Linked DNA regions of Mus musculus: all the other regions are linked to region 3. A link is a loop called in an ENCODE intact Hi-C map of the cell type or tissue named here. Cell type or tissue: left cerebral cortex. All regions are shown on one strand. Links, peaks and the distances in the headings refer to the core of each region. The heading gives the core; the rest is flanking DNA.

The links. Peaks named below come from ENCODE experiments on the same cell type or tissue, not always from the same donor. Only the 100,000 strongest peaks of a DNase experiment are listed, where the experiment ranks them.
Region 1: it touches region 3 in a loop (3-fold over the local background); 9 of 42 quality-filtered maps call a loop at or near these places.
Region 2: it touches region 3 in a loop (3-fold over the local background); 10 of 42 quality-filtered maps call a loop at or near these places.

Annotation. Positions count from the first base shown.
Region 1 is chr15:95,879,643-95,890,191 of GRCm38, reverse strand. All of the region lies in intron 2 of Ano6 (anoctamin 6), which reads right to left. Among named protein-coding and RNA genes, the nearest start is that of Gm41389, 27 kb to the left of the region's middle. In left cerebral cortex, for the core only: a CTCF peak has its summit at 8,641; DNase peaks (open chromatin) are centred at 2,689, 3,446, 4,607 and 8,644; H3K27ac peaks cover 1,425 bases.
Region 2 is chr15:95,925,397-95,935,945 of GRCm38, reverse strand. It overlaps Ano6 (anoctamin 6), which reads right to left. Exons shown (of 20, transcript NM_175344.4): 9 at 8,317-8,422; 10 at 4,103-4,163. Among named protein-coding and RNA genes, the nearest start is that of Gm41389, 19 kb to the right of the region's middle. In left cerebral cortex, for the core only: no CTCF peak of the experiment used is centred there; DNase peaks (open chromatin) are centred at 3,473, 4,371 and 4,705; H3K4me3 peaks cover 525 bases; H3K27ac peaks cover 1,702 bases.
Region 3 is chr15:95,785,076-95,795,624 of GRCm38, reverse strand. It overlaps Ano6 (anoctamin 6), which reads right to left and starts at 4,782. Exons shown (of 20, transcript NM_175344.4): 1 at 4,569-4,782. The coding sequence starts at 4,641. It overlaps A130051J06Rik (a long non-coding RNA gene), which reads left to right. Exons shown (of 2, transcript XR_875618.2): 2 at 7,321-7,736. In left cerebral cortex, for the core only: CTCF peaks have their summits at 2,598, 4,955, 5,562, 7,814 (motif pointing right) and 2 weaker places; DNase peaks (open chromatin) are centred at 3,903, 4,740, 5,227, 7,834 and 1 more place; H3K4me3 peaks cover 2,085 bases; H3K27ac peaks cover 1,389 bases.

The DNA.
Region 1 (10,549 bases), core at 792-8,791, 95 kb before region 3:
TGAATAGAATAGTTCCTATAGGTTGATATATGTGAATGTTTGGTCCACAGTTGGTGGAACTGTTTGGGAAGGATTAGGAGGCAAGGCCTGCTGTCACAGAAATACTGATGTCAAGGACCTTGGGAGTGTTTACCAGTGAGGGAGTGTTCCACTCTGCCTGCCCTGAGTGACACAGAGCACCTGCACACATGCAGTCCTTCCCTCAGGCCCCTCTCACCCCTACACCCCATGTCCATCCAGGAGACAGACTCCACATAACCCTAGCCATTCCTGGATATTTCTCTTTCTCTCTGTTCCAGCCTCATGCCTGCCTGTTCCTATGCTCTCTGCCACAGCAATCATGTACTCTAACCTTCCATATCCACAACCATAGGTGCCAAATTAAATGTTTTTTTAATAAGTTGCTGTCTTGGTCATGTTGTCTCTTTGAAGCTAGAGAAAAGCAACTAAGATAGTTGCTTGGAGAAAGAAATGGGGAGGGGGTATTGGATATGATCACATTTTATTGTTTACATCTATGGCACTTTCAAGAATAAGGAAAATTATATATATGTGTGTGTATATATATGTATGTGTGTATGTGTGTATATATGTATGTGTATATATATGTATGTGTATATATGTGTGTATATATGTATGTATATATATGTATGTGTATATATGCATGTATATATGTATATGTATGTGTATATATATATACATACACACACACACACATATATATATATGTATATATATATGGTAGGTAGTGGTCAATGTTGAGACTCATTACTGTTCAAAGTGCTGAGAGTAAGGCTGTAACTGCTCAGCCATAGATAGGACATCTATGTAACCACCACCACCCCACACCCCTGCCCAAGGCTTAAGCAACATCACAGAAGGTAAGGAGTGTGGTATAAAAGGCAGAGGCTATTGTGAAGTGCTGTCCTCTGAACAGGACACAGCTATTGGACACATGAATTGAATAGCAACTGTGGCTACCTACATTAGGTCAGGTCAGTTAAATATTCATGATGCTAGGAGAGAGATAGGACATGGACTCGGGAGAAGACAGGGGTTGGGGGAATAAGAACAGAGATATGGGGGTGGGGGTAGGAGGGTGAGACAGAGAAAGAACCGACACTCTCAAGATATCTCGTGTCATGTATGGAATTTTCAAAGGGTAAAAGAAGAAAGTTGAGTTATTTTGCCCAGTGCCTTCAAAGGAGTGTGAATTTGAGAAGGTAAATCCTGTCCGTCCTCTTGGCTGTTGCTAAGGAAGCCCATGCAGAGCCTCTTCCCCGCCACTGGCTCAAGTGTAACTGCAGGTTACTGCAGGGCAGTGCCTGAGAGACAATGTCCCAAACGTGAATCTTTTCTAGTAACAACTTGGCGCGGAAATCTACCTCAGCAATCTGGTTGAAATGTGGCATTGAGGTTTCCCTTAAAGAGGATGCTACCATCACTCCAGAGGGAAATGGTAGGGCCATGTGGAGTCTGTCTCCTGGATGGACAGGGGTGTAGGGGTGACACAGGCCTGAGGGAAGGACTGCATGTGTGCAGGTACTCTGTGTCACTCAGGGCAGGCAGAGTGGAACTGGTAAACACTCCCAGGATCCTTGATGTCAGTATTTCTGCGGCTACAAAACAACCTGTCAACACTGGTCTAGACTCACATGCTTCAAACATCATCAAAATGGGTCTTTAAAAATCCTGCCTAGGAACCCCACCTCACTGCAGCAGAATCTATTATCGTCCAAAATGCTGACTGTAAATTATTTATTCACAATCAGGATGAGATGTGGCTCTCCTGGAATCTTTGCTCAAACTCATCCTTATGCATGAGGCCGTCTGACCCTTCCTTGCCTTGGACGACGAAACTGACTGCATCTGAAGAAATTTCCCGATATCCTGAAACACTGGAGTGCCCCAAGCTCATCTGGGTTAACTGCATTCACGTCACACAAAGCAGGCTGTAGGAAAGGTTTGTTTTCCCACAATAGCTGAGAAGCTGCACGGTGAAAAATATTAAAATTTTCATATAATTAAAGAGCAATATGAGGGTAGCAAGAACTGCTCTCTGTGGTTTATATGACTAGAAAAATAAAGTAGTTAATTCTGAGACCATGTGGGGGGAGGAAGGGGCATAATTTAGTTCATAACAGAACTAAATTAAAAATAGAGTACCATCCATTCTGCAGAAACTCTGAAATACCTCTCTCTCTCTCTCTCTCTCTCTCTCTCTCTCTCTCTCTCACACACACACACACACACACACACACACACCAAGTTCAGCTCAAGCAAAAGCCTTTATTCAGATCTCAAAACACTGAACTTAACTTCATTTGCATACTACCAATGGCATAGGTCCATTTCCTAACAACTAGAAAGATACAAGATATAAATAAGTGAAGTGTTTTCCTCTGTACAATATAGTAAGCATGCTACAAAGCAGGACAAATTTCACTCCCTTTATTTTGATCAAAATGCAAATGACCACAGTCAATGTCATAAGCCAAATACGGAGCCAAAAAAGTCCCAGGGTTGCAGCTACAGGAGAGGAGGCTGAGGGTTGAGGGGAAAGACAAATATTTGAAGAAAGCAGGGGAGGGAAGAGAAGGACGTAACAGATTAGTCACAGGGGAAGCAGAAGTCTGTGGGCACACAGAGCCGGCATACAGGAGCTTCTCTTTGACCAGACTAGGCATTCCACATTGCTGACTTCAGAGAAACAAGCAAAGGCACCCACTCTCCGAGGATAGGCCCCGGAGTGAGGGCTGTTTTTAGAGTGTACCCCAGGATGTTCCAAGAACATGTGGTGTTGACTCTGTGATAATCAACATGCACTCAGGAAAAACCCAGGGATTTCTGCAGAAATCAGTCTCCCCTTGGCTCTCTGTTCCCAAGGCCATGACCAGCACTTGACACGCTGGGCCTCTCCACGTATTAAGACCCCAGAGTTCCCACCCTCGCCTCCCAAACTACAAAGACTCTTTTTCTCCTAATGGAAAAAAAAAATTATGTTCCTTACAAAATACAAAATAACTTCAAGCAACATGGTAGAGTATAAAGGAGAAATAAAAGTCATATGTAACCCCAGCTCTCAGAAATGAGCTGAGATTTGAAATATTTTTACAGAGTAGTCTTCCAAGCCCACTCCCATCCACATGAACTAAAATGGCACCACACGCACGCACTGTTGTACAAACATCGATCAGAGACATCTCCTAGCTTTATATAAAGCTCTGAATCATCATGTTTAATAGCTGCAATATAATTTAGCTAAACAGTTCCTCCACTGATGAACACAGAAGTTGCTTCCAATTTTCTGCTTCTATAAACACTGCTGCAGTGTGCTTTCTTGTACATATGTATATGTGCACATGTTCAATTACTATTTCATTAGGCTAAATTCTGGAAGCAGATTTCTAAGCGCTACGGCCTGTTCAAATGCCTCTGATACACGAGTCGCTAAGCCATCATGCAAATCACACACCCACCAGCACAGTGTAAGAATGTGAGTGTGCCGGGCGCCACCCTCCCTAGATTACAGCCTTCCACTTTCCCACTACCGCAGCCAAACCGTGTATTTTGGGTTTTTCCTTTTTTTCTTTTGCTCCTCGTAACTACAGGACACTAGCATGATTCCAGGCCCCGCCCAAAGGAATTACTACACTTTTAAGTAGTATCTATTGCCACCTTTGACCTAACTGGACTCTTTAATAGATTCTCTTGAGCTTTGGTGGTGAAATCTGAGACCACACAGGGAAAGGGGCAAGAGGGCACCAGAACAGCACAGAACAAACTCACAGAACCTTTATATGATTCAGTCTGAAAACCCCATGGCCACAAGAGGACTGCTAAGTCAGGGAGAGCACCTGTATGTCTTCAAAGGTGGTGTCCCCGTGGTGGGGATAGGAGGGAAGGGCCAGCAGAGGGGCCTGTGCACTCTTGAAGGAGGCCCCCAGCAAGCTATCTGCAGAAGTAGTGTTCCGTAACCACTGGGGACACTGGTGTCTACCTGACACAGAGTAATCTTGGCTAAGACACTGTTAGAGAGGCAGCAGCCTGTGGTTATGGGGAAGACAGGGAACTGTGTAGGGAGAGACCTTGGAAAGTGCTCATGTGTCCCAAGTGCATCCTGGAATGAAAAGGGAGACAAACTCCAGGCACCGTCAGCCTGCCCTGGGTTCCGCGGCGCTGACCCCGTTATTTTCATCTGGACATTAAACTCATTTCAGAAGGTCACCAGGGCCCCGGCTGACTTTTCATCACAGATTACAGGCTACCCTCACAACCACCAAACATTGGTTACGCGCTCCAACCCATACATTTCTCTATATTTAGAACTTTCTACTTATTTGGCTGATGGAGGTTTTGGTTTCAAGTTAAATTTGATGTCAAGTTCTTAAAAATGCTATCTTTTAGCTGTAAATTATTTCCACATTTTCCCCCAAGTGGCAGAACTTGCTATTTTCAGCTATTTCTTACAAGGCACAGATGTGGTCGCCTGTAAATAGCGGACTGTATCATTACAATGTCTTCTTACATGCCACGGCCTCCTGATCTGGCGTGTGCGTTTGCCAGCATCACTGTTACCATTTCCCTCCAGCTCACGACAAGGGCTCAGTTCTTTTGTCTAGTGGCATTCTTGCACAATTTTAGATATCCTTAAATTTTCTGAACTAGACTGGAAGGCATAATGAAGACAGACCTTTGAAATAAAATCTCCTTAAAAGGAATCCATTAGGCCTGGAGATGACTCAGTGTTACTAGCCCCGCCCTGGGTCCCACCCAAAGCACCACACATAGAGAATTAACTAGCTATGGAAATAAATGGAGTCTTATGGGAGACTCCAGTCAGGTGCCATCCTGCTGGGCGGGGAGCTACCCTCACAGCCTTCTCGTAAGCCCTGGGGGCTTCAGTGTGACCAATTTCATCAGCACAACTTCGTTCTTTTTAATTTCCTGTTTTCCTATGGGCTTTCCACCTTTGGGGTGTTGGGTGGGGGGAATCTCAGTTTAGTCTTCAAAACAAGAAATAAAACAGCAAAGAAACATCAAACGATGAGAAGGAAAAGTGAAAGTGCCCGAGGAAGCTCTTGTATAATTTCCTTTTCTAGAATAAACCAGTATCTGTTTATTTTCAGCTGTCAGTGGCAGTGTGAGCAAAAGAGCTGTGTGTGTGTGTGTGTGTGTGTGTGTGAGAGAGAGAGAGAGAGAGAGAGAGACAGAGAGAGAGAGACAGAGAGACAGAGAGAGAGTGTGTGTCTACAAGGAGTTTCCAACATACTGCCCTCTAGATACGAGGCAGCATCCAGCTGAAGATGACTGGTACAATCCAAGCTGTGAGAGAGAAGGACTGTCCTCCTGGAGGCTGGCCTCCTGAGGTCTCAGACGCCCAGGTCAGTATGTCTGGGTTCATTGTCCATCCGCTGGCATAAAACCTTGACTCCATCTGAAATCTTAGTCTACACCATATTCAGAAGGATGCTGTGGGGTTTCCACCACAAACAAGATGGTTGTCCCTACATTACACTTTTGAACATTTAAGAAAAAGCTCCCCACCTTATATTCCAGAATCAGCTGGAACCCAAACAATGCTCACCAGTTCCTGGTGTCTTGGTGCATTTTCATGGTGCCCTACCTGTAAGCTAAGTCGTAGGATTCTTGGTCTTCAGTACAATAATTTCAATGTTACTTTGTAACTCTATATTTTTCCCCACCCACCTGTGTTTTCCTTCTTAGTTAGTGATATCTCAACTACTTTTAACATATCTAATTTGTTATATCTTAAACCCCATAGGTCCCATTCATCAAACTCATACCTGCAAACTGCCCCCCTGTACTGGCCAGTTTTGTGTCAACTTGACACAGCTGGAGTTATCACAGAGAAGGGAGCTTCAGTTGAGGAAATGCCTCCATGAGATCCAACTGTAAGGCATTTTCTCAATTAGTGATCAAGGAGGAAAGGCCCCTTGTGGGTGGGACCATCTCTGGGCTGGTAGTCTTGGGTTTTATAAGAGAGCAGGCTGCGCAAGCCGGTAAAGAACATCCCTCCATGGCCTCTGCATCAGCTCCTGCTTTCTGACCTGCTTGAGTTCCAGTCCTGCATCCTTTGGTGATGAACAGCAGTATGGAAGTGTAAGCCGAATAAACCCTTTCCTCCCCAACTTGCTTCTTGGTCATGATGTCTGTGCAGGAATAGAAACCCTGACTAAGACACCCCCTTTGCTCCATTGTTCAAGTCAGTGCTCCCAAGTCAATAGTCTCTGTTTTGTTTCTAAATAAAGAGGCGCTGGCCAACAGGTTCCTCAGCTCAGGATGAACGCTGCAGTTTGCTGAGTCAGTTATCTAGACTTCCAGCTTCCTGATACAGCTATCCAGAGACTGACTGTGCTCTTCCTGATACAGCTATCCAGACCGACTGTGAGCTAAGCAGAGCACGGCTGTGGGTATGGTGGAACACAGCAAGTCTTCAGATCTTCCCTCCTGTGCAATTCTTCTTCCACAGACTCCCTCAAGGTTGCAGTCTTTCACACCCCTGGTGACGTGAGATTGGCAGTCACCTAAGGTCACACCCCTGGTGACATGAGATTGGCAGTCACCTAAGGGTTTTCTTGACGTGGTAAGATATCTATGGTGCTCTTCATCTGCTCAGGGTACTCAGCAGGGGTGCTCTCCCTCAGTTTTTCTAAGCCCCACGCTCCTCTCAAGCCATTGACCTTTACTGTGGAAACTGATATTTTTAATTTCATTGAAATCAACAGGAAGGAAAACCTAGAGTCTCAGGAAACAGAGGGCCATGTAGGTCAGCATACATTGGGCGATTTTTTTTAATTGGATATTTCTTTATTTATATTTCAAATGTTATCCCCTTTCCTGGTTTCATCCCCAGGAATCCCCATCCCATCCCCCTCCCTGCTTCTATGAGGGTGTTCTCCCACCCGCTACCACCCACTCCCACCTCCCCACCCTCACATTCCCCTACACTGGGTCATGGAGCCTTCACAGGACCAAGGGCCTCTTCTCCCATTGATACTCAGCAAGGCCATCCTCTGCTACATACGCAGCTGGAGCCATGGATCCCTCCATGTGTACTCTTTGGTTGAAAGTTTAGTCCCTGGGAGCTCTGGGGGGTGGGGGGGGGTCTAGTTGGTTGATATTGTTGTTCTTCCTATGGGGTTGCAAACCCCTTCAGCTCCTTCAGTCCTTCCCCTAACTCTTCCATTGGAGCACCCCCCCACCCCTGTGCTCAGTCCAATGGTTGGCTGCAAGCATCCATCTCTGTATTTGTCAGACTCATAGAGATACTGCTTTCCCCCTTCGACTCAGGCCGTCTTAGAAGTGCTGCTGGTTGTGCAGGGATGGGATCCACAACACCCAGTCCCAACGACTCATTTATGACAATGGCAGGAAAGCATTTAAAATGCATCACAGGGAAGAATAAAAATGAGAGTTCATAAAACCTCACTCAGTTGTTAGAAATGGTCTATGAATTAAATGCTCCAAAGGAACAAGCTCACAATAGAGCCAGGGAGACAGCCAGAGTTCAACGCACTTGCTGCTCTTGCAAATGACAGGTCAGTTGGCAGCATCCACATCAGGCAGCTCACAAACATCTGTAAATGCTGTTCCAGGGGACCCAATGCCTTCCGGCTTCTCTGGGCACCTGATTTCACATGCACATACACCCACACAGAAAGATACACATGCATACGTATGTGTGTATATATTTAAATATATATGTTTATGTGTGTATATGTTGACAAGAGCTGAGGAGTGTCTGATATCTCACACTAATGTACCAAGGCTCAGTTTTATAGGAATTCAATAAATTCAACCTGGCTTCTACTTCAAAGTCAGCTAGAAACAGTCAATGATAAGGTATTACAGTACCCACTAAAGGCAGCTGATTGGCTAGATGGCTAGGAGTTGTGTATATATGTGTGTGTATGTATATGTATGTGTGCATTCATGTGTGTGTGTGTGTGTATATATATATATATATATATATAATACATGCATATATACACATATATGTATGCATATGCATATATATACATATGTATGAATATACATATATACACACATGCATGCATAAACATATATACATATGTGCACATAAACAGACACATGAATATGTATGTTTATATACACACATATATATGCATATTCATATATACATATACACACACATTCTTAAAAGTGGCTAAGCTTTTATGCCTGAATATTTCTCACAGTATATGGCATTTTTGGTATCTTAAAACAAGATATTGCATACTGTTACTTAGGAAGCCAAAAGGAGAAAAAAGAATGAGGACTTTGGGGTCCAGGAGATCTAGGCTCAAATCCCAACTCTATTGCAGACAATCAGTCACATGCCTTGGTGTATGCATGTTATCCTTTCAGGATTAGCGCCATGGCGAAAAGACCGTGTTCTCTGCTGAGACAATCAGCCTAAAGTCTGGGGTACAGACAAAGGTCAGTAAGGGAGACCCATCGGTGCTCTCTACTTAAATGTGTCCTTTCCTGAACCTTGTCATCCCTGGGTGTTCATACCTACCACCCCTCTCCCCTCTCTCCATCTGTCTCTCTGTCTGTCTCTGTCTCTCTCTTTCTCTCTCTCTGTCTCTCTCTCTCTCATGCCTTTCCTAGCTATGAGCTGCCTTTAGTGGGCACTGTAACACTCTATCATTCACTGCTTCTAGCTGACTTTGAAGTAGAATCCAGGTTAAATTTGATGAATTTCTATGAAACTGAGCCTTGGTGTTTTAGTATGTGGTATCAGACACGTTAGTTGTCTTCAGTTTGAGGAAAATAGAACTAAAGTGGAAGAAGGTCCCGTTCCATAAATAAATAAAGTACTAAAGTGGAAGGTCCTGTTCCCCAAATAAAGAAAGTATGCTAAGGCTATAAAGGTTACCACTAAACTGTACTCTGCCCTTCCATTCGGTATATTTCAAAAACACTTTAAAAAAAAAAGATTTATTCTTTATTATGTAAATGCACGTGCACCTGAGTGTAGGTTTCTACATGTACGTTCAGGGTTCTAGGAGGCCGGCCGGAAGTGGTCACCGGCTTTCCTGAGGCTGGAGTTAGAGGGAGTGCGAGCCACTTGACATGGGCTCTGGAAAGGAGCCCAAGAGCTCTGCAAAAGCAGTATGAACCCTGAACTGCTGTGCTGCCCGGCAGGAGCAACCCGCTAAAAGAAGGCATGTCATTGTCACGGAGAGTGAGTGCAGGAACAATAATGAACAGTCAATAAAGATAAAAGGTTGGGCCAGAGAAGGCGGGTGGAAGAAAATGTGCTAGCCACTGGGACAACTTCAACTGTTGGACCCTAGTAATGAACACTGGCTGGAAGCCTCTGGCAGGAGCATGAAGAGGAAATGCGTTATCAGAAGGAAGCATTCTCAGTCATCTGGGAGGACAAAGTCATTATGGGGACCTTTTACAGAAACGCCCAGATTGTGTCTGTTTCTCTAACAATGCCCTTAGGAGGGACTGGGGAGATAAAATACAGTGCAGATAACCTCTGACCTTTCTGGCTCCAGTTTCATCTCAAGTTTCCTTCTAAAGCTGTCTCCCCAACCCTCAGGACCCTTGGGGTATCACCCACCCTGTGCTGGGCTCTCAGTGGCTGAATCACAAGTCACACTACATACTCACTGCTCTCCAGTTCACCCCATACTAACACTTCTAAACAAACATGCTCAAGTCCCACACGAGACAAAACCCTTCAGCTGCTCCCAGTGATTTCACGGAAAGCCTGGGCGTCCCTGCTGGGTACGTAACACGGCTCTTGATCTGACTATAACCTACAGATTATAAACACGTTATTCCCTATTCTAACTATCCAGTCTGACCTTACTTTTTCTAACCAGGGTTTTGACTGCCATCTTCTTGCTCTTGTAATCTCCCCCCATCCTTCTCTAACCACCTATGCAAATTCTAGTTCGGCTTTGTTTTCTAAGTCAGTACATACGTGCTGTACACACCTCTGAAGACTCCTGACCCTTTGGGGGAGGGTCTCTGAAAGGCCAAGAACATTTCCATAACTTAGAAGATGGTGTTTATCTTTCTAGTGTTAACATCTGCAGGTCAGTGATTAAGAGTGATGGAGGTGGGCTGAAGAGATGGCTCGGTAGTTAGGAGTGCTGGTTACTCTTCCTAGAGGACCTGGGTTTGAGTCCCGGCACCCACATAGCGGCTTACAACCTCTGCATCTGTGGTTGCAGAGGATCCCATACCCTCCTCTTCCACCACACACGCTTGTAGTATAGACATACATGCAGGCAAAATACCCATATCTATAAAATAAAAAGGGTTTAAAACAAAATCATACTGGCTAGTTTTGTGTCAACTTATCACAGAGAAAGGAGCTTCAATTGAAGAAATGCCTCCATGAGATCCAACTGTAAGGCATTTTCTCAATTAGTGATCAAGGGGGAAAGGCCCCTTGTGGGTGGGACCATCTCTGGGCTGGTAGTCTTGGGTTCTATAAGAGAGCAGGCTGAGCAAGCCAGGGGAAGCAAGCCAGTAAGTAACATCCCTCTATGGCCTCTGC
Region 2 (10,549 bases), core at 925-8,924, 140 kb before region 3:
GATGCCGTTATGTACAATGTTCTATATGGTAAATCGGCTTTCTCGCCCCATTCCACCTTCCTAACCCAGACTCTCTTGCACTGGGGTACTAGAAATGACTTAAAATGCTCATTAGCCATGGTTGTATGTCCCTGAAACAGAGACAGAAGCGAGAGCATCCGGAACATCTCCGGCCCAGGGACCAGTTTCTTGATTCCCAAGTGTGGGTGCTGCGCTTTCTGAGTCCATGGATCTTTCCCAGAAATCACTACACCTTGTTTAAAACTCTCCCTTAAATGTGATCATTAAAAAATGGTATTGTATGACCACATGTCTAAGCCAGGGAAAGTCAGGGAAGGAGAAATGAGGTTGGGATGTGTTCAGAATCTTTGTTTTAACCACAGCTTGTGCTTAGGATCCCACGAATTCCCCCAAATCTCCCAGGTTGGTGCAGCCTAAATGCGGGCTATTTCTAGGTATGTATGTGATTAGTACTATATAAGATTATAAAAGCTTTTCCGCCCTCAACGTTTACCATTTCCATCTAGAGAACGGAGAATTAGTCCGTGCCAGATACGCTGTGCGGGAGGAGCTGCCACAGGATTGGCAGAGGCTAGCAATGACTTCAGAGCCTCCTGCCGCCTCGACTCTGCAATTTCAGACTTTTCTGTAATGAGGTTCACAGCAGTAGTCCTCAGAAGGCAGAAGTAATGAGGAAACTGCTGTAAAGCACTTAGAGAGTTCATCAGATGGATATCCTTAAAGATGTACATACGATACCACAAGCAAAAAGCAGAGACGCTTTCTGCATCCTAAAGTCAGACAGGATTGGCAGACAGCCTGATGCATGACAGTTCTACAACCAGGGTGCAGTTAACGATCAGAGAGAGGAAACTTAGGGAAATTTGGGCTTTGTCCTTCCTTCATCAAAATTAATATATATTTTTTCCTTTTACTTAAAATGTCTTCTGTTAGAGCTGTAGAGATCACAAGCTGTGGCTCACACAACATTAAGAGTACTGACCTACGTGCGTAGCTCCCTGGCTACTACTGGAGGAAGGTGATGTATTTACAACAGTGGAGGGCAACACAGAGGGTCCTAATACATGGATCTGACCCAAAGCGTCACTCATGGTAGGCACGGTAGGCAAGCATCCTCCTGCTGAGCTGCACCCCCTGCCTGCTCTATGCTTCTGTGCCATATCTCTCAGTGCATGGTTTCCAGTAAAACATGCCAAGTGTCTGAAGGACAGGGCCTCTTACTGGGTAAGTGTGGTCACCTTAGATTTCGGTGTCCCTGAACAGTATCCACAGGTCAGTCTTTTCTCTCTCCCTCTCTCCTTGCCACTCAGAGGTTGGTTTGCTATTTATTTATAGTTTTTTTTTTTTTGAGACAGGGTTTTTCTGTGTAGCCCTGGCTGTCTTGGAACTTGCTCTGTAGACCAGGCTGGCCTCGAACTCAGAGAACTCAGAGATTCACCTGCCTCTGCCTCCAGAGTGCTGGATTCAAAGGCGTGTGCCAGCCACCACCACCCTGTAGAAGTTAGGCCCAGTTCTTACTCCCAGTCCCGTGATCCCAGAAATAAAGACTCAGACTCAAAAATATATCTATAAATACCTTGGCCATATAGCTAGGCTCTAACTAGATCAAAACTAAAATACCCTAATTAATTTAACCTACATTCTGCCACATGGCTGGTTGGTTAACTGTGCTCAGGTACCCTGCACCTGTCTTGTCACATCTTCCCAGGCTGATCTTCTGCCTGTGCTATCCCAGAATTCTTTCTGCCTCCCAGGTGTCCCTCCCACCTTCTATTTCCTACCTAGGCTACAAGTGGTCAGATTTATTATTGACAGGTATAACATCCATCCAGATGTGTAAGATTCTCTCTATACCACCCAGCACATGGGTACAATGTATCTCTTAAGGGTACAATGTACCATTCGGTGGCCCTTCACAGGTAAAGCCACCACCTGCCCTGCAAGGAACCCCAATCCCCAACTCTGTGTGTGTGCACACACTAAAGACTTGCCTTTCAAGCTGAGAGGTGTGGCCTGGTTTCTTCCCCACACTTTCCTGTGACCTGACATTGCTGATCTCAATGCACAAGACACAAGTGGAAATCGAATGCATGTATCCTTGATGGTGGGACATTTTCCTCTACGTTAGAGTATTTACGCCAATCAAACACTCAGACATCTGCTTTTAAATGAAATGCTTTCCTCGCTATATTACTGATGCTACCCACGTTAAAAGGGACAAACAACATCCAGTTTCTAGGCAGAACTTACGCGTCAAGATCGCATCTTTTCTATTACAGAGAACTGGCTATTATTACCACAGTGAAATATACTTAAAAACTTTCCGATCCTATAAAACTATAAAAAGAAGCAAGCTCACGGGCATTCTCCTGTTCCTCACTGCTGCCCCTGCCCCAGGCTGAATTCTAACTGTGGGGACTGTTATAGTCTAAGAATAAGCATTCCTTATCTACCAACCTGGAATATGGAAACATGCTGAGCGCTGATTTACACTAACACTGGGATTTTGGATTATTGTAGATTTTGTATTTGGGGACTAACGAGGTTCCTGTGATTGTCTAGTCAAAGGAGAGGGGGAGGGGCAGGGGAAAGAGGAGCTCTGGTTCTTAGCATTTGAGACGACGGACACCGAAACAACAGTGATGGCCTCCAGTGACTCACACCCCTGGGTCCTTTCCTCCACTCCATCCCTCAGGCTCGGATGCCTGCCTTGCTGCTTCAGCTGCCAGGACATTAGCAAATACTATAATCATGGGCCCAATGTCGCTGTTGCACTTGTGGGTACCCAGGGTGCAGTTGTGGCATGACTTTTATAGGGTAGCCAGTTGCCTTCTGATTGGATTTGGGGTGTGCTGCACAGGACAGAAGTCAGGCCTGGTACTCTAAGCCGAGCTAAGAGCCCAGACCTGAGGCGATCATAATCCCTAAGGTGGGACCTACTGTTGGGACTTTGCTAAATGGCCATGCAGCCAAGCTGTCTGAGCATTTAATTTAAACCCATAGTTCTAGGATGCTCTCCATGTCGGTAAAGCTGCTTCCCTGTGCTCAGCCCTAAATGGGACATCTCTTACCAGACCCCTGCCAAGGCTCAGGTATCACTGCAGAGGAGGAGGGGGAGGACTGGGAGGAAGGGGAGGAGGAGAGAGGAGGGAGAGGAGAGGGGGATCGGGAGGGGAGGAATTTAATGGTTCGAGGACAGGGAAGAGTACCATGAAATATTATCTTCTGGATAAGGCATGGCTGCTATACACACAGACTCATAGTAGCCATGGTTACCTGCACCAGACCTGCCCACAATAAGCCAATCCAAATTACAACATAGACTAGGGGTGAGCTCACAAAAGTCATCTCTACTGGAGGAGCTGCTGGCATTCAGCAGCTGCCTGGGGAAGGAGACACATTCTCCTCTGGAGGGTTGGCCAGAGGTAGGGTTGCCTAGGCTCCAGAAGCTGGCCAAGAGCCCATGCACACCCCGGCAGCGCCAACTGGGCTTAGTGAGCTATTTCAGAATAGACAAGGAGAACATGAAGTTGAGAGGAAGACGCAGTGGGGAGGATCGGGGGCAACTTGAGACATGAAGCAGGGGGTGGATATGACCAGATTTAATTGTATGACATTCTCAAAGAATAAATGTCAATAATAACCTTAATGCCAAACCCATTGAGGTCTGTGGTCCTTTGCGTCCTTTTGTATCTCTGAAGACCCATACAGAATCCTAGGCTAGATAATTTGAGGGTGACACCATTTGGAACCCCACAGACCAGGCCAGGCTTCTTACTGCTATATCACCTCTTTACAGAGAAGCCAATGGCTCACCACAGAGATCAGGCCATGTGTGACTCAGGGAACTGAGAGAAGAAAAACAAAAAAACAAAAACAAAAAAGAATGAAACCGTGTGTGGTTGAAGCCATGGATCTCTGAGGTAAATTTTCATACAGTAAAATCGAATGACAACTACCAGCAAAGCTCTGGAGGAATGGAGGTTCAGCCAGAACATGGTCCTAAAAGTACATGAATTTAATAGCTTACACAAAATTGCACAGACACCATCAAACTGAGAGAAAACTGAAAGTAACTTACCCCACACTCCCATAAATACAGCGAAGATCAGGGTTCCAAAACTGTCAAAGATGCACAATTTCTGGAAAACAGAGCAGCAAGGCATAAATAAATCAATTCCTCACTTATCAGAAATTCAGCAAATACGTAACACTTCGTACACTCTGCAGCCTGCAGTGTTTGCTGAGCCCAATGCTGGTTTAACAATCACCACACGTATGACATACCCACAGATGGAATTTCTCGCATTTTAAAAGCAAACAGCTTTCGCCGTCTGAGCCTTGAGTACATTTTCCAGTGGAATCTTCCCACACGGCGATAAAGGACTAGGCACATCTGCTAAGATTGCAGGCCGTTAAAGCCTCTTTTATGAGCTGTCAGAGTGAGTGGGAGAACGTAGCGAACGGCTCTAAGGATCCAGTGCCCTCTAAGTAAGTTTATGGTTTGCCTCTTATCAGTGTCTCAGTCCCCTCAGAGGATAAATTCCAGAAATATTCCTTTCCTTATTAAAAAAAAAATACAAAGCTGAGTTTATGTAGTGATGGCTCTCCTCCAGGAGCCTTCTGCTTCCACCCACCCGAGGAAGGCTTTGCATCTGTAAGCGATGATGAGGATTTTCAGTGGGATCAAGGCAATGCAGGTGCTTCTGCTGATGGCACTGGTACAATTACCAGAAAGGATTACTGTCTCACTGAGGCGGAGCTACCACGGCTGCCAAACTCCACCTCTTTGGTGATGGATACATAGCCTAGCTGCCTGCCTTTATGACTGGCTGGGTAAAAAAATCTAATTGACTTCTGTCATAGTTAGGGTTTTACTGATGTGAACAGATGCCATGACCTAGGCAAGTCTTCTAAGGAAAACATTTAATTAGGACTGGCTTGCAGGTTCAGAGGTTCAGTCCATTATCATGACAGCATCCAGGCAGGCATGGTATAGGTGGAGCTGAGAGTTCTACATCTTTATCTGAAGGCTGCTAAGAGAAAAATAGCTTTCAGGCAGCTAGGATGAGGGACTTAAAACCCACACCTACAGTGACACACCTACTCCAGCAAGGCCACACTTTCAAACAATGCCACTTCCTGGGCCAAGTATATACAAACCATCACAGTTACCATCTTTTCATTTGTGAGCACTTAAAAACTTCCTTAAGGAAGGACTCACAAAGTTAATGGCTAAGTGGGAGCAGTGGGTTCTGTCTGCCTGTTTTACCAGAGGCCATGGGAAGAGTAAAGGGGATAAGGGGGCCATGAAGAGGATCCAGGGGAACTTCTACAACTGTGACATTCAAAGGTGTTTCTAAGTGGGAAGTGTACTCTGCCGAGATAGGTTTCTTTGTTTCAGTTGCCTTTTATATTCAAAGCTGTGTCATTTTCACGAACACAGTCATTGTTTATTTTCATTAGAAACTATCTAGTTATGATCAGAAACTATGTATCTAGTTACATTCTTATCCTCAGGGTTTCCATAGCAGGCACAAGTGCCTCCCTCATCCATGTGAACTTTACCCGAACAGCATGATTCTAAATGGTTTCAGGAGACAACCCCTCTTTAAAAAGAAAAATCTCCAGGTGAAGGAAGATATACTTGTTATGCCTGGATGTCCCACCAATGATGCTTTCTGTATCTTTTCTCTTTGCCTTTGGGGACCCATTGCTCTGAAATGTCCTTCAACCATTTACAGCAAATAGCTTCACACAAAGTGCCGTGAGAAATATCCCACATGTGAAATCTCCTTCCTCAAGACCCCATCCACTGTCACTCCCATTTTGGAATTGATACAAGTCAGGCCAACTGCCTAGTTCCCAGTGAGGGATGTGCCTGGTACCCCAGGGCAAGATTGGGCATAGATGAATCTGCCATGCTACTAAGTAGATATGTGGCCTCTCTCTGCTTTGTCCCGAGAGCCCTTTGGAAGCAGGAGTAGGGGAGATGGTAAGGTACAGGCTTGCTTAGAAGCCTAGCTTATCTTGATGGGCAGCTGAGCTGGCACAGTGGTCCAGAGGCTACATTAAGAGCAGCCCCAAGTCAGCATTTTATTGGAGTCACAAGTGAACAGCTCTTCAGAGGAGAGGCAGAAATCAGTAAGTGAATCAATGTAATAAGGATGGAAGAAATCAGAAACATCTTTCCTGCCCCGCCCCTCTCATCCTTGCCCCGCTCCTCTCATCCTTACCCCACCCCACTCACCCTTACCCCACCCCTTTCATCCTTTCTCTCCGATTCTTATCTATGTGTCCTTCGCTTTGTAAATGGCTCCCACAAGATTCAAGAAATCCTTTAGGAAACATGACAGAACCAAAGACCACCACACACACACCCCAACCCCCACCCCGAACAATGAAAGACACTTGAAAGTCCTCAGCTAAGGTACTGTAGGTAGAGCCGAAGGAATGAAGTGGCGAGGGGAGGGAAGTGTAATGGATGTCTTCAGAGCAGACCTTCCACTGTGGCTTCGTGGGTACACGGCTACTGCTTGGGTGCAGAGCCTTGGGGAAATGCGCTAACAACTGCCTGTGATTCATCTGTCCAAAGCCATCAGCCAGCGGCTTCCTTGAGTCTTACTAATCACTGCACAGTCTTCTAGTTCAGTCTGGGCACTGCCTTGGCTCAAGGGACAGGCAGTTAAATCCTCTTTAATCTTAGTTAAGTATAGAAATCAATTAGGCTGACAGTGTGCCACTGTCATCATAACTAGTAGTGGGGAAAGTTTTTCAAACACAAATCTGGATTTCAGGGTTGTGTGCCCAGTGCTACCAGTCTGTGAGAAATGTGGCATGGTGGGCAGTGCAGATCTGCTGTAGCTCCTGTCCTTGCCAGTTCCTAACTGTGTGAGCTTCACAGGCTGTTTAGTTTCTCATGGCCTCAGTGTTTCAACCTGTAAAATGGGAGAGTGATTCTGCCTACATCACAGGTGCTATGTGTCAAAGGTGATGTAATCAGTATAAGAACACTGAAGAGTACTCTCAAAATGGCTCAGCAGGAAAAATTGCTTTGCTGCACAAGTCTGTGATGTGGAACCTCTCCAAAAAGGAAAGAGAGAAACAACTCCACAAAATTTCTCCTCTCACTTTAACACTTGCTTGTGTACACACACACACATACACACACACACAATTAAAGTATAAAAGATGGAGAGATAGCTCAGAAGTTAAGAGCACTGGCTGCTCTTCCATAGGTCCTATGTTCAATTCCCAGTAACTACGTGGTGGCTCATGACCATCTCATCTGTCCTGGGAATCTAATGCCCTACACAGCGATAGTGTACTCACATAAATAAGTCTAAAATAAAGTTCAAAAAGAAATTAATACTCTAGCATTACTCTTAAATGACAGACTTTGATAGATTATGTCAGAATGCTCCAGGAACACACGATTCCTGGTCTCCCATGGCAAGACAAAATTCATATCAGAGACCAGTAGTCTATTGTGACAGGCTATTTCTTTACATCCAGAGATAAAGCGCCTATGATGTAGGTGGAATCATTCCCACTTTACAGGTTGAAACGTTGCGGTCCTAAGAGGTCAAGCTGTCTGTCAAAGCTCACAGCTTCTCAGCACACTTCCCTCCTGTCTCAAGGTTCGACCCAAGTTTCCTGGGTCTTAAGAGCTCACCCCACCAGCCAGTATTCGGGGTGTCAGCAGTGTTTTGTGAGGATGTTTTGTGCCAAGCATCTTTTATCATCAAAATACAAAACTTTCCTTTTATAGTAACAGATATAGTCTAAATATGAGCAGAAGAGCCTTTAAAAAATCCAAAGGTATAGAGTGTCTGCACGTGCTGAAAGCAGAAAACACAAGCTGTACAAACTGCAGGGTTTTTAAGTACAAATCTACAAGCACACATTTTAGGCTTCTACTCATTTGAATGAATGCAAACACTTGCAATGGTACACGTATGGCTGAGGCTACAGCTCCATGGAAGGGCAGCCCCCAGCCTCGAGAAAACAAAATCTCTACTCAAGCTGACTTTGGAACTTCCGTTTGGATTAACTGAGTTCCTTAGGTAGCTTCAGGCCCACCACATCCTTACTTCCCCTGAGCCTTCTGAGAAGTGGTCACTGTCACTTTATGATCTGTAAATGCAGAATAAACATGTGGACTGGACGCTACCTTCCAGCGTGGGGGAAACTTCATTTATGAAAGTCCTTTATACATTCCTCAGAGGGAGAATAATTCTATATGCTATGCTAAAGTGACTATTTTCTGCACACATCTGGAATGCTGAAAGTTACCTTAGAAGATTCACAGGTGATATTCAGCCTCCAGAACGGACACAGCCTGTCACACTGGGGGCACATCAGGATCTGGCCACCGATGTCAGGATCACAGACCTCTTTGCTAAAGAAAAAAAGAAATAAAACAACTCAGAAACGTTAAGAAAGAGGCTTTCATATTCTATCAACGTGATAAAATCCGAGTCCATCCATGACAAGCAACAAAACTGAAATGAAACCTATGAATCAGAAACTCTAAAAGCACACAGAACAGTCAATGATCTACATCCTTTCTTTTAAAATTGGGGTTTTTTTAAAACATATTTCAAATCTTTTAAGCCTTTATTTTTATTTATTTCTGTTGGTATTTTGCTAGCATGTATGTCTGCACACCATATGCACAGAAGCCAGGACACTGGATCCTCCTGGGGCTGGAGTGATAAGACGGTTGTGAGCCAGCACGTGAGGGCTAGGAATGGAATCCAGGTCCATAGGAAGAGCAGTCAGTGCTCTTAACCACTCAGGCATCTCTCCGGCGCTCATATTTTAATGTAATATCTTTTACTAATTCTTTGAGAATTCCATACAATGTCCAAGCGTTCTCTTAACTCAGGGCTATGAGAAATGGTCCTCCTAATGGCTTTGCTTGGATCTGTAAAGCACAGACAGCCCATCAATGTAAGGCTTTGAACACCAGCAGGAGGGAAACCACAGCCTGTCACAGGTCCCAGCTGTCTCCGCACACCACCCAGGACCCTACCGTTCTCCATAAAACCCCTCCAGTTGCTATTTGAATTTGATGTGGGAATCACATTACTACTTCTGCTTCCATGAGCAACTGAAGACCACACCGCTCCCCTGCACAGATCCTAGTTTGTTTGGTTTATTTCTTTTATTTTTTGTTTTTTCAAGACAGGGAGATCCTAGTATTTATCGTAGCATTAGGTCTCACCTTGAACCCAGAGATAATAAGAGCATTTTTAGTAAAGTTTGTGGACACGGAATTAATATATAAAGTATACACAGGGAAATAAAAAGAGATTTTCTCCTTATCCACTTGAAACAATTGGGAAATAACATTTTTAAAAATATTATTATTTTTTAGTAGTTTCACAAGTATAGTGTTTGGGAATGAATCTAATCAAAGATGTATTAAGATTTATATGAAAAAATACTATAAAACTTTGTCATATACAGTGAGGAAGATCTGCGCTATGATTTCAGAATTGTTTGGTGGCAGGGCGTGGGGAATATCAGGATTCTTGCTGGATCTTTTTCTATTGCTCTACAAATCTCACAGAAGACCCAAAGTCCATACCAGACCAATTAGACACAGCTGACACAGTCTAAACCACCAACAGCAGCATAAAATAAAACACGCAAAGGTTCCTACCTATATCCAAAGATCTGGCCCCCGATTTAGGCAATAGGAACAGACAGCTCAATTCATGATACATGATAGAACATGAATGCAAATAAGCCCCATTGTGTCACATAAAAGTCAATTCTATTTGAGAAACAAGAATGACAGCTACAGAATATGAAAAAGAAAACAGACAGGGCTGGAGAGCTGGGCTTCACAGTTAAGAGAACATACTGCTCTTGTAGAAGACCTGAGTTCGGATCCCAGCACCTACAGAGAGCAGCACACAACTGCCTGTAACTCTAGCTCCAGGGGACCTGATACCCTTTCTGGCTTTGGAGGGCAAGGGGGAGGCGGGCACCTGTGCTATCAACACACACATGTAATTGAAAATAAAAGAAATGTTTTTAAGAGACTATAACAACAAAAGAATATCTCAACAATCTTAGGATAAGGAGAAATGCTGTCACCATGGAAACGAAAACCACAGAGGAAGTTACCGACACATTTGAGATTTAATGAAAATAGACCAGGGGTTGTAGACTGCTCTGAGAGGGGATGCCATTTCAGATGGACACTGCGAGAATGGGGGATGGACGGCATTACAGCTGCCCAGGTGACCTTGCAAATAACCCAGAGGAACATGGGTATGGGAAGCGTGTCTGGAGTGGCCATATCAGCCCTAATGAAACCTAAAAGGAAGAAGTGGGTATGGTGTAACCACAGTCCCCAAACCTTTAAGATATCTGTGTGATACAGGAGGCCACGTGCATATGTTCTAGATAAGAGTGCATAAGCCTGGACAGGTCTGAAAGATCCTGGAGGCTGACCCTGGCCTTCTGCCTAAGCCAGAAAGGAAGCCTTAGGAGAACAGAATTCAGTCTGTTG
Region 3 (10,549 bases), core at 1,000-8,999:
CCTCTACCATGGGCACATAGCAGGCAATTCCTAATAATACAGAATTATCTCCCGCAAACCTCAGGATTAAAACCATATCTCTAGTGGAGATGTCTCTGGGAGTGTTTGATCCAAATTTCTTGGCTTCTAAAGGGGAAAGGGGAACCAGCCGTACATGCCATGGTGGCAGCCCCGCCCCCACATGCTCTTTCAGAATAATTCTCTGAGGGCTCATTTGTCACATGCAGAACAGTGAGGTTGCCAAAGAGTTGAGAAAGGCTAGGGGACATTTTGGAAAGTTGCTGTTTGACTCAGAAGTTAGAATGTGGACAGCGAGACATGACAGTGTGTGGAACTGAGCAAGGCCAGGCCGAAAGAGAAAAGACTTTGATCACAGTTTGTTTGGTTTTTTAAATCCTCATTCTTTTGTTAAAAAAAAAAATGCATGCATGTACACACATACACACATGAATGTAAAATATAATGCATAAGCTGGGAGTAGCAGTACTGGGTTCATTTGGAGGTTAACCCATTGTGTCTTTAGGAATCATAGCCCCATCATCTGCCTTCCCAGGCCTCCTGGATGGCTCTGCCGCCCACACTGCTCTACAGTTAGCCTGGCAAGGTTCCAAGCTTTCTCCTCTGTACTACTTCCGTACCAGGACTTCTCTTGACACACCCTTGATTACAGCCTAGTAAATGATTATGGCAATAAGGTGTGCAATGAAGCAGAAGAACTAGGAGTATGTATTCTTCAGATAACACAGAAGAGATTTCTACAAAGCTATAAAACCGTTAAGTCTTATGTCCAATTATCTCAGGAGTGAGTCATTCAGGTGTGGTGGCTCAGGCCTGTAATCGTATGTTCAGGAGGCAGATCGGGAGTCCAGAGCCAGCCTCAGCTACTTAAAGAGTCCAAAGAGACAGCCTGCCTAGGAGAGACTGTGTCTCCAAAATGATAAAATAAAAATAAGTAAATAACACACACATACAGTAGCATAATAAATAATAGCACACACAGAGAGATATGTCGTGATAGAGAGATAATAAGAGTAAAGATCATGAAACACAAGAGCAGAACAAATAAATGAAGGCTAAGTATATAGAGGTTAGAAACAAGGGGTGTGAGAATGCACTGGGGTCTTTTAGAGAAGCAGTTATCAGCACTACCTACAGGAGTTTCCAACAGGCTTGGGAGGAGGATGACTCACAGGGAAAGAGAGGAATTGAGGCTGGAAGCAATGGCCCAAGCCAAAGCAGCCAAGAAAAGTATGACTTCACAGACCCCACCCCACCCCACCCATCCTTCCTACCACTCAGCTCAAGAGGCGGACTTACACTATACTCGACAGCTAGAATGGGATGCTTGGAGATGCTCCTCCTCCTGTAAGCTCCGGGACACAACCCTTACACCTTGGATCACTGCAGCCACTTCTAAACCCAACTCCTGGGAGGGTTTACAGTAAGTACCATCTCCCTCCTCCTTACTTCTAAGACATCTTTCTAGGGCTCCCAAGTTACAGACAGCTCAAGATCTTTAAAATGTCTGGAGGATTCTTCACAGGAGAGTCCCTCCATGTCCTTCCAGCCTGGCATCTCTGCTCCGCGTAGGCTTTCCACAGCCTAACCACCACCTCTTCTGGAAAGTTCCCTTTCCTGCCGTCCTCCCATAGTTCCGCATACACTTCAATAAAGCCACCCTCTACAAGGGACTTTTCATGTTTCAAGGGACCCCCCGCCCTGGGACAGGGCTGTGTGCCTTGCCCCATCTACCCCACAGCCATCTGCCCTTAGCCCAGAAGGGTTACTCCACCACTGTTCATGAGGTCCAACAGACCAGGACTAGAGTGGGGGATGATTAAACATGAAATGGACCTCGGGAATAGTTTACATGGGTAGATAAGTCTTCCTGAGACTGCCACACCGAAAGAGGACAGAGAAATGGCTGGGCCATCATCTAACATGGCCTCGGTCCATTTCCCAGGCGACAGACAATCCGTCTGAGAAACCACAAAGTCAACGACCAGAAACGGACGGCAAACCGAGAGCTTTCAAACGCATCCATCTGAAGCCTGAGTCCTTCCTGAGAGCAGCCAGGTCTAGGACTACTTTCCCTTAGCAGAGTTTGAGCCACAGGTAATCCAAGAAAATAAAAGCCTTTTTAAACCTATCATACAAACTATAGTTTTGTATAGTATTATACAAACTATAGAGGAGTGAGAGGCACTGAAGAAATATATTAACCAAGAGCATCTACATTCTGCCATGAAAGCTATTGCTATTCCTTTTTTAAGATGGGGGAGGGGGGTGTAAGAGAGCCAAAGCAGAAATGAAGGTCAGAGAATATGTGGAAGTATAATAATCTCTCCTTCATCATGTGGGTCATGGGGACTGAATTCACGTCCTCCATGGGGATTGAATTCACGTCCTGGAGCTTGGTAGCGGGTGCCTTTACCCCCTGAGTCATCTCACCTGTCCTATATCACGTTTTAAATCAAGAGGAAGTGATGCTGAATCAACTGACAAACTGGAGGTGGAAAGTGTGGAGACAAAAGCTGCCAAGGACAGACCACTCTGCATTTCCGAGACTTGCAGTTACAGCCATCTCCACCAGGGCACTTCTGCAACCGCTGCCCACACAGGACTTCTGTGGCTCCTTGGTAAAATTGAGCAAGTTTTTAAGAAAAGAAAAAAAACAAAAAAACAAAAAACAAAAAACTGTGCCCCATGGGTTCACTCATCACTGCACCTTTTGGGTTACTTCCGATGGTCACGACTTAACAAGGAAGACAACCATGGGAAAGATACCATTTTCAATTCTCCATGTGGGTTCATGCCAGGCAAGGAGGCTACTCCTGCACCTAAAGCGGTACCTAAATATTGAACAACGGCCAGAGTTAGTTCTCTAAGTACCGAGCAACAACCTGAAGTAACTGTTTATAAAGCCGGGCAACCCGGCCTCCCAGAAGACTCGGCTTCACACACGCGGGTGGAACACCTCCGTGATACATCTTCTACTTTAAAATGGTTTACTTTCGTTGTTTGAGGTTTGCCTTAGATGACGTTGGGGCCTCGTGTCAAAGTAACTTTCCTGCTCTGAATTTTAAAGCTAAGCAAAATTTAACAGAAATTAACATGGGCGCTGATTATGCTTTAAACAACTATACAACGCTCCCTCTAGTGAGGAGTCCCGAAGAGAGAGACTAACCAAGAGCTTTAACACTACAAGATTGGAGGCAGAGGTTTCAATTGCAGTCCTCCATTTCACCAGCGCCTCCTCTCCCACTGTTGGATTTAGAATTAGTTCATAATAGTCTATCAACCTACTTCAGTAAACCTTCAAGAAGGCTTATAATTCTGTAGTAACATAAACGTTCATAGGTTTGGTAAAACGTCTGGGACAAAAACATAACTATGATCCACATGAAATTCATAATTCAATAAAGGACAACCAAAAATTGCCAGGACCTGCTTAAACGTTGCCTGTCCAAACAGGCTGTCTGCTATCTAAAGTATGAATCTAAATACTGGAGGCTACAGTAAGAAGAGGCAGAGGTAGTTAACTACATCGGCTGTTTTACTTCGTGGAACAAGCATGAATTACATGGGTCAGTAAAAGCAAAGCCAGCCTACTGGCAGGGTCTGAAGACAACCTATGATGCCTATCATGTAACAGAGGCTAGACCAAATTAGATTTTCTTTCTAAATTGAAATCTGAGGGCAGCAAGGGCTTACACTCAGAGCCTCTTGCTTATGTCAATTTCTATTCCGGCTGGATCTCACTTGAGTGCCTCACTATGACAGACAAGAATATTTCCCTAAGAAACTAACTGTGCTAATACGAGTGTAACTTTTTAACGCTGCTCCCGTGGGTGGTATTTTATGTAAACGGTCACTTAACTGTTCAGTCTCATGAGACAAGAGCATCCTACATCCTTTACCCAATCAGCCGCCAGGTGCAGAGCCTTAACTTGCTCAACTCTGGGAAATCAGAAACTTCTACTTGACAGTGTGAGGCTCCAGGAAGGCTAACCTGGGCACACTTTTCTCCTCTCCTTAAAAAGGAATACTATTTGCTCTCTCCACAAAGAGGAGTGCCTGATAAACCGCTGTCACAATGAAAGGCCAAGGCTAAATCGCGGCGTGGAATTCCCAAGTTCGTCTAGACCTGGGAGTTACCAAATTCCTTTGATTGGTCTGTGAGCAAAACCTGAAAGGAAGGAAAAGCCACACCCAACTCCTAAATTTACTTTGTAAAGTGTTTGGAGGCCTTGAGAGGGAACATTTTGACATCCAGGAGGCCTGATGGAAACGTGCCACGGTCCTCCGCCCGGCGTCGCCCCGCGTCCCTGCCCCGCGCCCGCGGCTCCAGCCCTTTTGTTTGTGTCTCTGCGGGCTGGTGCAGCGGCGCAGCCTGTGGCCTCGGAGAATCCGGCTCAGGTGTGTCGTGAACCCGGGAGCAGGGGCCCCCAAAACACCGCCCGGAGCGGACGCAGGAAAAAGACCCGAAGTTGCTTGGGAGGTTCGGCTTCCGCGCAGAGGCGTCCGCCCCGGATCCCCCTTGCCCTGGCCCCGGTTCCGGCACTCACCAATGTCTCCATCCTCATCGTCGTCCTCCTCCAGCTCCATGTTCAGCAGGACCTTCCTAGTCATCATCTGCATGTCTCCCGGAGACCGTCACTCGGCTGCTCTCGGCTCCGCTCGGCTCCGCTCGGCTCGGGCCGCAAGCTCCGCTCTGCCCTCTCGGCACTGCCCCGCTGCGCTCCGCCCGCGCTCTGCTTCAGCAGGCGCTGCTCAGCCTGCGACTGAGCATGCCCAGAGGGACGCCGCCGCTCCCGCCCCAGATCAAACCGCCCCGGCTGCGAGGAGCCTGGGAGGAAGTCGGGCTGGGGGGGTTGGGGGAAGGGGAGTGGCAGAAGCCGGGCGAGCCGCGCCGCGCCTGCGGGGAGCGCTGCAGCCGCAGAGGCAGGCCGGCTTCTATGAGCTCACGAGGGTCTTTAATCTGCAGAATGACGAGACGTTGCAAGGTGCCCGCTTAGTGTGGGGGAGGAAAACGACACACGTGCGCACGGAGAGCCCCTGTGCCCCCGCCCGAAGGAGCACATGCGGGGAGTGGTCGCGGGGTGCCCTCCAAGCCCCGGAACTAGGCCGAACAAAACACGCCATAGCTACGTGTAAACTCTTTAATAAGACAATATGGGAAACTGTAGTACCAGGAAGGACAAAGAAACGAAAGGGGGAAATGACGGTAGAGAGTGAAGGAATGCCGCCCTGACAACCCAAGGACTGGGGCGCAGATGCGGCGGGAGTACCAAGTCCTTGGGTCTGCACAGCTGCTCTCAAGGACGCTGGTGAATGGTGGCTTCCCTGCAGTGCCCGGGTTGTCGCTCACTCCCTGGAGAAGCACTTGCCTCCTGAGCCCGTTCCTAGTCAATGTTCAATGACAAGACACTACTACATCCACTGTGTGTTTTATTCTTTTATATTCTTACCCTTTTCCTCTTTCGCCTCTCAGATGCTAGGAGTCCAGCCCAGCACCCCTGGCGTGCTAAGGGAGTACTCTCCACTTATCTATAGTCCCAACCTCATAGTTAATGTTCTCACTTGAAGGGAAAAAACATTGCGATCAATAATAACGCAGGAATTTAATCACGAATATGCACTAAAGGACAGTACAAATTAGAGAAAACGTCCAGGAGACGCTCTCCTTGCTCCTTAAGCTCCGGTTTTTACCAAAGAAGACTACTTGTAACATGAAAAGTAAGTGCAGAACTCTGGAGATCTTGAGAAGATGAGGAGACTATGAGAGGGAGAGAGAGGAAGAGAGGCCGGGACCAGTAATGCTAGCAATGACCCCTATGGCCTGAAATGCCATCTGCGACCTGTAATACCAGTTATGACCTATAATGCCAGCCCTCCAGAGGCCGAAGCAGGGGGACTCTGAAGCAAAACTCGGCTTCAGGACAGACTGGGAACTGAGAAGGGAAGGGAAGGCTTTAGTGAACTCTCGGTTCCAGAGGTGTGTGGGTTGCAGGAGGAAGTTTCCATCTTCATTTAGCCATGGCGATTTTCGTGCGCTGAGTCCGCTGAGTCCGGTACTAAAAGTTTTTACAGTGGTCGCTTCATCTCTGCCTAGGAGTTACTGCCACTGTTTCACCTGACCGCCCGATAGGTGAGCATCTTGTCTGCAACCACAGATAGCCAGTGTTGGGGTGGCCCTTTTACTATATGCACCTCAGAAAGTGCCTCCAGAGGCCTTTCCACCCACTTCTTCCAACCCACCCGGTCTCATCACTGACCTGCTAGGTTCTCTCAGCAGATGTAGAAGTTCTGGATCTTCCGACCTAAAGCTACTTTATAGCTCGAAAATTCTTGGGCTTGATTCTGACCTAAGTCTCAGTGAGTCACTTGGAAATTGTAAGAGATTTTATAGATGCCTTTTGCTTCTTGCTTGATAAGTGTTACAGAGCCATTGTGGTCTTTTGTGTAGACATGACTGTTGCCACAAGGAAATTGAATTACTTAGGCCAGCTGTGCATCTATTGTTAGTACACCCCATTTGGTACATTAATGCATTTCCTACAGTTTTTTTTCTCATGCATTATTTTTTTTCAATCGATCAATATATGCTGCAAAAATAATCTAAGTTATAGTCCTATATAGGAGCCATACTCTTAATCCTAAGGGGGGGGGGAATGTCTGTGTAATGCATAGTTTGTGAGATAAAATGCTTGCGGCATTATGTGGCCAGTATTTGTGTTTGCAAGGCTTTTCAAAGTCAGGGTCACAAACCAAATACTTTCCTACTCATTTGTTTTCAGCCAGGATGCTCTCTCTGCCCAGCCTTCGGATGCTGGTACTCCACTGGCTTCAGTGTTCAGCCCTCTTCTCCTTCTATATAGAACTGGTGCTGTTCTACAATTTTAACTACTATCTATCCCAACCAAGAAAGAAAAGTTCTATGGGCATCCAAACAGTGTACTCACACAGGCCCCTATATTCCAAAGCTCCTGAAAAATTTAAAACCCTACAATTGCCATTTTATATTTATTTCTTTATTTCTTCCTTCCTTCCTTTTTTTGGGGTGGGGAGGTGTTGAGACAGGGTTTCTCTGTATAGCCCTAGCTGTCCTGGAACTTGCTCTGTAGACCAGGCTGGTCTCGAACCCAAAGGTCTGTCTGCCTCTGCCTCCCAAACTCTGAAATTAAAGGTGTGCACCACCACCACCCAAAAGGCAACCTTGACTTTGTAAATAACATTGTCTGTGAAATTTAATTTTGTCAGTGAGGTCAGATGGGACAATGCCTCTATTCATATGCAATACCTCATTGTCATTTCCAGGTCTCTGTAAAATGGGCTAGCAAGCAGCTGCTGTATTCTTCAATCTCTGCAATCCTCCTGAGCATACTTGAGACCACCCTAGAAGTCTGGGCACTGGCAAAGGGTCAGGATCATGACCAGGTGAGGCATGGTGGCAGCTGTCCCTTACCTGGATTGCCAGAACCTCAATCACCCAGACTGAAAAGCAAAGAATGTCTCTCTCACACAGAGATTGTCATCTCAGCCATGTGGACTGCAGTGAAAAGCCAGAGAGACGTACCTGGCTCGCCTTCTGCCTTTGCAAAAGCAGTTAGTCAGACCACCAACAGATTAGTTGGAGACTCCACAGCTACAGAACCTTATATGCTCTTTGAACAAAGAACTCTAACCATTACAATATTTTAGCTTTGGGGAATGAAATATGGAGTGTAAAAAAATTAATTAATTAAAAATATTTTAGCTTTAGTTTTAATTATTTGTATATGTCTGTGTGCCATTTGTATACTTGAGTGCAGTACCTGTGGAGGCCACAAGAGGGCGTTAGGCCCCTTGGACCTGGAGTTGTGAGCAGCCTGATGTGACGCTCTTAACCAGTGAGCTGTCTCTTCTGTGCCCTTACTTTTTTTTTTTTTTAATCTTGTAGCTCTTGTGTGATTTTTTTCTAGAGAGGCATTAGCAAACATCTGCTTGAGCCAGAAGAACAACCAAGTAACAGCTCCACTCGAGTCCAGTATGGTGAGCCAGTGAGTGTATTGGTGTTGGAGGAACGCTAGTGGCTTAAAGGCAGATGCATCATTGAAAAATCCAAACCAGCACAGGCATCCCTAGAGCTCTGCTTCCTTGGCACTCTGGGAATGACCTGTATGCAGTTCAGCAAGTTAGAATTTACTTCAAGCAGCTCAGACCTGGGAAATCTATCTTCCACCACTGTTACTGTTTATATAACGTTGGAGGCGGGGCTTCAGAGTCCTGTAAGTTTTAGGTACTTCCTGACAATGAGGAGGCTTCCTTCCTGACTTTCAAGGAACCTCTCTCCAGGAAGGGATGTTTGGGTGCTTCCATGCAGAGGGACTTGTTACAGGACCACCACTGACCCCTGAAAATTGTGTATGTGGAGACTACCGCACCTTTCATTTGCAGTCTAAATCTCTGTCCATATTCCCAGATTTGAGGACACACTGGCCCGTCTCTTGGGCCTTTCTTATGCCATTGAAACTTAGCAGGCCCAATCTCAGTTTACAATCTCTACCCTCAAACTGCATGAACCAAGGAGTGACCCCAGATCCTCAAAGAAACCAATAATCTTGAGAGTGGAAAGCAGACAGTTTAAGCTCCGTAAGTAAGAGTTATTTTGGTTCCCTTCCCCTGTCTGCTTTAGCCAGCCCATGGCTAAATACTGCTGCGCTTACTTCCTGGCTTCCACACACCCAAACCACCTTATCTATTGCGGTATTTTAGGGAAGACCTGGAGAAACTGAAGATTAATGTATGCAACTAGTATCTGAAGGGCATGTTCTAGGCAGAAGGCAAAGTAAATGCAAATCTTCCCAGGAGGCGTAGCACAGGGGGGTGTGGCCTAATGGGATGGTGAGAACCTGCCAATTAGAGCAGTGGTAAGTGCCTATTAGCTCAGTTTCTGCTGAGCACCTTCTTTGAAAGGACCTGGCACTAACTGTTACTGATAACATAGAAGGAGACCACTTACCAGGAAGGATAAAAAGCAAGACTTTTGATAGCTCCTTAAGCGGGGCTATAATGGAAGAAAATTTCCAGGAGAGTCCATGTACGGCATGAAGCAGTTCAACTTGTCTCATTGCACAAATCACTGGAAAGAGAACTCAGGGCATTAAGAGGTCCATTAGAGCTGCATGTCCCGATGTTCTCAATGCTCCAGGGGGCTGCCAGGCCAGCCAGGGCTACGCAGTGAAATCCTCTAATTTATTTTTAAAAAGCCTGTGTGTGTGTGTGTGTGTGTGTGTGTGTGTGTCCCCAAATGGTACTGATCACCGTGCAGTGCCTTATTCTTCACTGTGGTCATCATGACTAACTGTAAATCTATAGATCTTATTCTTGTAACTGAAACAACACCACTTCTTTTTCTGCCTTTGTGAGACTGCCCTGTTGTCTTAGGGTTTTACTACTGTGAACAGACACCATGATCAAGGCAATTCGTATAAGTACAACATTTAACTGGGGCTTACAGGACCAGAGGTTCAGTGCATTATCATCAAGGAGGGAACACGGCAGCATCCGGATAGACTTGGTGCAGGAGGAGCTGAGAGTTCTATGTCTTCATCTGAAGGCTGCTAGAATACTGGCTTCCAAGCAGCTAGGTTGAGGTCTTAAACCCAAGTCCACAGTAACACATTTACTCCAACAAGGCCACACCCACTTCAACAAGGCCACACCCACTCCAACAAGGCCACATCTTCTAATAGTGTCACTCCCTGGGCCCAACATATACAAACAATCACATCTTTGTAAATTCTATCGTGGCCATGTTCCTGAAGTTCCAACACTTAGGATGCGGTGGCCCAGGAGTTCCATCAGCCTAGGATACAGCCAGATCTGTTTTCAGCCAATCAGCAGTTCTTCCGAGAATCAAAATCATGCCATCTTTGTCTTTCCACGACTCTTTGTTTTACAGGGTATAATATCCTCAGGTTTATTCATATCACATCACATAATGCTTCCATCTTATGCTACATCTTCAGGTCCTATTTTTTTTGCTTAGACATTTCGTTTTGTTTTTGTTTTTGTTTTTTAAGGTAGGAGTCTCACTAGATAACGCAGGTTGGGCTCGAACTTGCTACGAAGTACAGCCTGGCCTCTAATTCTCCTTCTCCCACCTCAGGACATCTGGGATTACCCGCATGTGATACCACACGTGGCTTTTGACGTTCTCCCTTGACTGTCATGACCCGTGCTAAATGCACACCTGCGAGCACACACTCTCTGACACAGATTCCATCCGATTTCTGGGTCACGTGGTAGTTTTAGTTTGTTCGAGGAACCGCCAAGCTGCTTTCCTTAGTGGAAATCAGAAGAGCGTAGAGGTTTCTTCTCCTCGACCTTGACAAGCTTCTACTTTTGTCTTTCTAAACATTAGTCAATCTGAAAGACGCGAGCTCCTTTTAACATGCCTTTTTAAAAATGTTTAATTTGTAATGTTATTTTTTTTTCCATACACCTATTATGGTTGTGGGCTTTCTTTTGACAAATGCCTGTTGAGGTCTTTTGCTTGTTTTTT